3 separate regions of the Mus musculus genome follow, and regions 1 and 3 are each linked to region 2. The links are chromatin loops, found by intact Hi-C in ENCODE. Cell type or tissue: heart. All regions are shown on one strand. Region 1 holds the start of Polr2m (polymerase (RNA) II (DNA directed) polypeptide M). Region 2 has its middle 24 kb from the start of Myzap. Region 3 overlaps Myzap (myocardial zonula adherens protein).

Region 1 (2,500 bases), 130 kb after region 2:
TGAGCACTTTTATATCTCTGAACACTCATACTTAGGCCTGTATGAAAATATTTTTTATTAGACTCCTATTCTCCTAGTCCTGAATATTTTCAGCATCAAAGTTACAAACCCTGGTTTGAAATCCCTAAAAGATTAGAGGAATTTCTCAGGCCGTGGAAGTCAAGAGTGGAGCCGTTCTTCCTTTCTATTCCCTTTGTTAATATGGCTTAATAAGCCCACTCTTAAGAGAAATGAGAGTTTATGTTGACATGAACATCTATTAAAAATGTTGACAGTGACTTGATCTGTGATCATTAAGAACTGAAAACAACTCAAATATCCTTCAGCATAAACACACAACTCACAATGCAATACTGCCTAGCAATAAAAAAGGGGCAGGGCAGCAAAGCCCGAATCAGAAACTGTCCAACTACTTGCCAAAGACGCTGTACTATTTTGCATCCTCTGCTCCCCCATTAGCAGTCTGTAGGAATCTCAGTCGCTCTTCATTATTTCCAACAGTTGACATGGTCGACCTTTCTAATTCCTGATATTCTGACTTGCTCAAATATTCAAATCTTGTTTTGTTTGAGACAGAGTCACTTTGCAACCTCGAATTCACTATGTAGATCAGGCTGGCCTTGAACTCAGTCAGCCAGACTTAAAGGCATGCACGACCATACCTGACTATATTGTTTCTAATATGCATTTTATTATAGCTAGCTATATTGGTCACTTGTTATTTTTTGAAGACTAAATTATGTTAATGTGTGTGTGTTTGTGCGCAGGTGTCTGGAGAAGCCAGAGTTTGTGAAGTGCCCTGGAGCTGCAGTCTAAAGGCATTTGTAAGCTACCCAACAGGGGCACTGGTACCCAAACTCTGGCATACTGCAAAAGCAGTATGCCCTCTTAGCCACTGAGCCATCATTATAACCCCGTTATTTATTTTAACTGTGATTAATGTCCATTCAGGAATCCCTGTAAATTTTTTGTCCAAAACTTTGATTGCTTAATCGTAGATGCGACGCTCTATTACTTTCGTCATATTTTACTTATTAGAAGTGAGTTTGTAAGTCTTTGACTTGAGTGTCCTATATTTCCCAGTGCACAGGCGAAAAGCCGGGAAAGCAAAAGGCCCATCCAGAGAAAGCCCGCCAAACCCAGACGCCTTGGCGGTGATGTAACTTCCGCCCCTGCACGCTTCCTCGGGCGTCCCCTCGTCCTGGCCTGTCCGTTTCCGGCATTTCAATAAAGCTCCCTTCGGCTCGGAGAAGCCGTGCTCTTCCGGGAAAATGGCGACTCCCGCTCGCGCTCCAGAGTCGCCGCCGGCCGCGGAGCCAGCGCCCGCCGTGGGCCCCGCCGGGGATCCCTGCCCGCCGCGCCAGCCGCAGCCCGTGCGCAATGTTCTCGCTGCCCCGCGGCTTCGAGCCCCCAGCTCCCGAGGACTTGGGGCGGCAGAGTTCGGCGGAGCTGCGGGAGAGGTTGAGGCGCCAGGAGAGACTTTTGCGCAACGAGTAAGCGGTGGCCCTGGGGTCGCGGTTGCGGGGGATCGGGATCAGGGAACAGGCTCTCAGGGATCGGGATCCGGGGACTTGGTCTCCCGCCCCGCCCCGCGGCCTGGCGCGCGAAGGTGACCTTGCGTGGCCAGGCCTCCCGAGCCAGGCCTGTCCTGTGCGCGGGCATGGCTCCATGCTGCCCGGCCCTCACTCGGCAGCCGCGCCTGCTCGATTTCATGTTCGCACTACAGCTTTGAACGAGCTCCGGTACCAAAGCCTCTTGATCGGAACGTGTGGGATTTCCTTCTCTCTATCTGAAGCCCCACTCTTTCCCCAACCATAGATTTGGAGAGCGGGCTGGAAAGTTTGGTTCATGCGTAGTGGGGAGAAGATGATAGCTGATTGCCTAAAGGCAGCTTTGTTTAGGAACAGGATTGAAGGAAGACGCCAAAAGGATATTTTCTGAGAGGTTTTTTTTTCAGCAAGGAGGGAAAAATGGACCATGAAGGCAATCGAGGGATTGGGGGAACTGGTGTAATAATTTGGAGACAAATATATATTAATAGTTAACAGGTGGTTGAAGTTTCTGGGGAGCAACAAAGAATAATGGGAAAATTGGGAGAGAGGGATGGATTTTAGGTTAATTTTTTATTTTGGGCGTATTCAGTTGAGGGAGTAATTGCAGGCATTTAGTTAATTAAAAGCCAACCGATTAAAACCCAGAGGAATGAGTATTAGGCACAAGAGAGAGAAGGCTGAAAAAAACCGAGAGGAACTCAGTTGCAGAGAGGCATTAATACTGTTGAAAACGTGGGAATAAATGTATCAGGAAAAATAGAGGACCCAAGGTTTAGCCCCCTTCTCCTGTTTGTTATATAACCAAGGAAAAGAACCAGAAAGGGAATTTTTGTCACTGAGGGAAAGGAGCCAATGACCATTTGGCAGGAGGGGTTCCTACTAGAAACAGGTAGGTATTTTGACTTTTCAAGATTGGGTTGTTAATTTTAGCAGTGAATTAACCTTCT
Region 2 (2,500 bases):
AATGCTGGGACAAAGAGGGCTCAGACAATGAGCTTTGGTGGGTCAAAAAAGCCCACTAAGAACTCATTATTAAGTAAAAATTAAGTTTTGATTCACAGAAAAACGAAGTGTGAGGTTCAAAATGTAAATGACCATATCTGCCACAGCAATCAATAGGAGAAGGCTTCCTGGGTGGTGTCTGAGGGGACCTGGAAATAGGTGAAGTCTTGGAGCCTTTTATTTTGTAGTAATCACCTTCCCAGTGAACGCATCTTTAGAAATGCGAAAACAGGGGTGATATTTGGACCTCAACTGAGTTAGAGCCCAGGATAAATGGAGACTGACTGAAGATGCAGTTGGAAAAGATTTGGAGCCGTGTTGTGTGTGTGTACAGCGTGTAGGTGGTATGCGTGCCTACAGAGAGGCCAGAGGTGCACATATGTGCGGCAGTGCCTAGCTTTTTATGTGGGCTCTTGGGATCAGAGCTCGGTCCTTCTGCTTCTCCTCCAAGGGCTTCACAGAGCCATCTCCCCGGCTCCTGGCACCATAATTTTTGAGGAGCTTAAATACCATTTCCAGGCTTCATCTTCCCTGAGAAGGAGATTGAAAAAAAATTTAACACAACTGGAGAGTTTTAGTTCTTTTTATATTTTTAATGTTTAAAAATCACATTGATTGATTGATTGATTGATTGACTGATTGATTGATTGATTGATTGCATATGTGTAGTTGCATGTGCCAGCTTCCTTATGTGGAGGTCCAGGACACCTTGCAGCAGTGAGTTCTCTCCTTCCCCTATTTGGGTCCTGGGGATTGAACTTGGGTAATGAAGCTTGTCAGAAAGCCCCTTTGACTGCTCCGAAAACTTGAATGTGCTTCAGAATAACCTTGAGGATTTAAGACCGGCTGTTGTTGGTCCCAGGCCCCATTGTTAAGAGCCTCCAGATTAAATTTCCCATCTGGTCTTTGTCAATACAGCCACTGGGTGGCAGCAGAGAGCACAGCAGTTACCCCAGGGTGAACACCGCAGAAACAGAAAGACTTAAAGTTGTTTCTGCTTTAGGTCTTTCATATCAATCATGGCCAATCAACCACAACATTAGGCTTCCCAGAATCCAAGGGGCAGTGTGGATGGAAGCTACTGGGGGGTTGACTCTTGTGCTTTCTGTAGATATCTTCTTTCACTTCCAATCCAAACGCCCTCTATCAGGTCCCTAGAACTTTCTATAAGCCCCGCCGGTAGGAAGAGGGCAGATCTGATAGCTTCTAAGGTCACACAGAAAGGTCACGGATGTAAAACTGACAGGACACTCTACTCCTGATAGATTGGGACAAATTTGGAAGTGATGGGCAAATTTCCTTAGTAACAGAAAGCTGAATCCAGGTGAGGGTGGGTTCTTCTTCCATGTAGGAAGCAGCTAGGGACAGATAGGAACAGCCTAGCCCTATTTCCTTAAATAAGGAAAGGGGAAATAACTGGCTTTAGCGGCTTGGGAAGGCAGCGATGGTCTTGGATTGGGGGAGGGGTTTGTTAGTTGACTATAGTTGCTGGCAGCTATTTTACACTCACACATTGTTTACTACTAGGTATTTTGGGATAAACAAAGCCTTATGTGGGCAATGGGGTGGGGGTTCAACAGCCCTGGGTACTGATGCGGTGAGGGGAGTTAGAGTCTGGAGAGGGAACCATAAGGTCCAAGAAAGACAGGCTAGTCCAGGGTCATGGAGACTGTTTGCTGGCAACCATGTCTCAGCAGAGGCCAGCTCTCACAAGGCCATAGTACTACAGATAGCCAGGTGTCATCCTGAGTAAGACAGTTTCCTGTCTTGTTTACCAAGCACCTGTCACACCCATTCTGTCACCCAGGACTCCTCCCTGCCCCAGGGCCATCCTGGGAAGGTGTGGAAGTCTGTCCTCCTATCCAAGTGTCTGGTGGATAGTCAATGCTGAGTAGAGTCATGGTCCAAGCTTTGAGGCCCAGGTCAGTCCTCTCCCTCTGCTTCCTTGGGCCTAGATGACTTGTGGTTTCACTCCGAGCCCTTTGAAAAGTTCCCAGTGTATTTCAGAAGTGGTAATTGCTATTGCATGTGAGTGTACCCTATCTTCCGGGCTGGCGACAGTCATCAGGGTTTCTCCCTCCCTCACATAGACTCGTTATTGAAAGAGACTGCTGGATGAGGTGACGTGTGCCTATAGCCTCAGTCCTCAGGAGGCTGAAGCAGATGATTATGAGTTCAAGGCCAGCCTGAGCTATGTAATAAGAGCTTATCTCAAAAGCAGTGAGATTGGAGGGAGAAAGAGAAGGGGAGGAGAGAAGAAGGAAGAGGGGGAGGCAGAAAGGAAAGAAGCAGGGTGGAGCAAGAGAGTAGAGAGGAGGAGGAAAGAGAGGAAAGAGGGAAGGAGGGAGAAAATTTAAAAACATTTTTAAGATTTTTTTTGTTGTTGTTGGTAGTTTGCTGGTATATATTCATAGGCACAATGTGCATGCAATACCAACAATGACCAGAAGAGGGCGCTGTG
Region 3 (2,500 bases), 72 kb after region 2:
GGATGCCTTAAGTTATGCAATCTTCTTTCCTCACACAAGGGCGTCTGCTCATATCTAGTATTAGAAAGACTATGTGTAAGCCCTAGATTGATTGGCTCTTGGATCAGTTAAACCCTTGTCTAAAAGGAGTTGAGACTGACACCAAAATCAGAGATTTTTTTTAAAAATGGTCCTTCCAGACAAGTTCAGAATAGTGTGTTTTATATCCTCTCTCCAGAGTATGATAAATGCTCCTAATTAAAGAGAGTGAAGGAAACATATACATATGTTTGGCTCTCAGCATCTGAGGCATTTTGTTCTAGAACCTTCTAAGGATTCCAACATTTTTGGATGGTCAAGTCTCCTATGTAGATGGCATGGTCTTTGTATACTCCAGGCCTAATCCTTCTATGTTTTTTGTTTTGTTTTGTTTTTAAGATTTAATTTTTTTTTATTAAAGAATTACTTTGGAGAGTGTGTGTGTGTGCCCTATATGAGTTCACTACTTGTTTCAGTCAGCAGAGAGTGTCAGATCCCCCTGGAGCTGGCGTCACATGTGGTTGTGAGCTACTGGAGATGTGGCCCTCTGGAAGAGCAGCAAGTACTCTTAACTGCTGAACTGCCTCTCCAGTCTCCTTTCTGTGTATCTCAAATCATTTATAGATCACATATACTACTAAAGACAGTGTAAATTGTTGTTTTTCTGTGTTGTTTAGAGAATAACGATGAGGGGGGAATCGGTACATGCTCAACACAGATGTAATTTTATTTTTTCAAATAATTTTAATATGCAGGTGGTTGAATCCACAGTGGTTGGAGCACAGAGGGCTGACCCCGCATGTGTGTGGTGTGTGTTTAAACAGGGACGTGTGCAGTGTCTGGCATTCATGCCTTTTAGTTCACATTTCCCTCGCACGCTTCTCATACCCGAGTATGGACGTCAGTGTAATGAAAAGGCCAGCGCTGTGAGCCAGCACTGTGAGTGGCACTAGCGCCACCTACCGGCTTCTGGGTTCTAACAGTGAGAGGAGAGTTTTAAAAGTATTCTGAATTTAAGATCTTTAAATTGGGAAGTAAAAATAATAAGTTTGTCTAGCACATTGTGGTCACATCAACAGAAAAAAAGAGAGAATAATTTAAAAACCTTAACTATTGTGGGTGTTTATGAAGATGCCTTGTTTGAAGTTAGAAATGTGGCCGAGTGCCATGGACAGGTGAGCTCGTCCAGAGGAGCCACCAAGCTGGAAATGAGCCCGGAGCTGTAGGAATCAGCGGGAGTTGGGAGCACAGGAGAGGATATGGCCGAAGAGAGGCCCTGGAGCTGACTGTGGTCTTAGAAACAGGTCTTGTGGAACCAGGGGAGGTGCAGGCTCAGGTGCAGGGCCAGGCTAGAGCCACCGGGTGGCACTCTCAATGAGGAAAGCGTCGGGTCCCATTCAGTGTACATTGGCTGCTCAGAGTCAGTATTCAGCCCCAGATCGCAGGTGCATCCCTTTACAAAGAGAGGGGTTGATCCCGGAGCTTGCTAGTGTTGCTCCAGGATTCCGTGTGGCCTGCAGGGATACTTGGTGGAAATCTGCTGACTTTGGCAATATTCTTTATTTTATTTTTTCTTATTGTGTGTGTGTGTGTGTGTGTGCGCGCGCGCGCGCGCGCGCGTGCATGTGCACAGATGCATACACACTTGCCTCAAGACACATGTAGAGGTCAGAGGATATCTCTATGGAGTGGATTTTCTCCTTCCACCTTTACCCAAGTTCTAGGGATCAAACCCAGGCGGCCTGGCTTGCACAGCAAGTGCCTTTATCCACAGAGCCATCTCACCAGCTCCACCGTGTTCTTAGACAAAGAACCGTCTCTTTTTTTAGACTGTATCTGTTACTGTGATCTCAGCTTTGTCATTGCTTTACATAAAGAGGATACACACACACACACACACACACACATACACACACACCTCAAAGGGAATGAGAGAGTTTATTCTGGAGTCAGAATTGAATGATCATGACCTGGGAACATGCATTTAGGGTACCCCCAAATGATAATGTTGTGAAGTCTCTATCGTTACAGAGCAAAAGGAAGCCATAAATCAAGGCACTTTTCAAATACATCATTAGGAGAATTGGCAGGTGGGGAAATCTCTGTCATATGTCGTAGGAGCTGTCTGATGATGCTCTTAGCTTTGGATGGTTGACTACTAATGGCCTATTATGGTAATATACCTCAGAAGGTTTCACATGACACTCACAAAGTCAGACACAGCTGGGCAATTAATAACAGCCCGAGATCATTTGCCTCTGGACCTGCAACATTCCTACTCCCCACAATCAGCACGTTCTCATCAGCCGCCCAGCCTTGTAGGCTCCTTAACACAGGCGTGGCTTTCTCTGAGAACTTCCCTTCATTGTGACAAAATCTACAAAGTCACAAGTCAATCACCCCAGGTCACTTGGGCCTCGTTTGGAAAACTGCATACTGAATTAGTCACTAAGGAATGCTGAATTCCCACTTCAGTCAACAC

What was found. A loop is a pair of places that touch in the nucleus more often than their neighbours do. Peaks named below come from ENCODE experiments on the same cell type or tissue, not always from the same donor. Only the 100,000 strongest peaks of a DNase experiment are listed, where the experiment ranks them.
Region 1: a loop joins it to region 2, with 3 times the contacts of the local background. A loop is called at or near these places in 3 of 42 quality-filtered maps.
Region 3: a loop joins it to region 2, with 6 times the contacts of the local background. A loop is called at or near these places in 34 of 42 quality-filtered maps.

Annotation. Positions count from the first base shown.
Region 1 is chr9:71,484,677-71,487,176 of GRCm38, reverse strand. Polr2m (polymerase (RNA) II (DNA directed) polypeptide M) reads left to right here and starts at 1,194. Exons shown (of 4, transcript NM_178602.3): 1 at 1,194-1,493. The coding sequence starts at 1,381. In heart, no CTCF peak of the experiment used is centred here; a DNase peak (open chromatin) is centred at 1,176; H3K4me3 peaks cover 1,632 bases; H3K27ac peaks cover 1,817 bases.
Region 2 is chr9:71,614,845-71,617,344 of GRCm38, reverse strand. No RefSeq gene overlaps it. Among named protein-coding and RNA genes, the nearest start is that of Myzap, 24 kb to the right of the region's middle. In heart, CTCF peaks have their summits at 963 (motif pointing right) and 2,482 (motif pointing right); a DNase peak (open chromatin) is centred at 964.
Region 3 is chr9:71,542,468-71,544,967 of GRCm38, reverse strand. The region is part of intron 10 of Myzap (myocardial zonula adherens protein); the gene reads left to right. Among named protein-coding and RNA genes, the nearest start is that of Myzap, 49 kb to the left of the region's middle. In heart, a CTCF peak has its summit at 993 (motif pointing left); a DNase peak (open chromatin) is centred at 917; H3K27ac peaks cover 456 bases.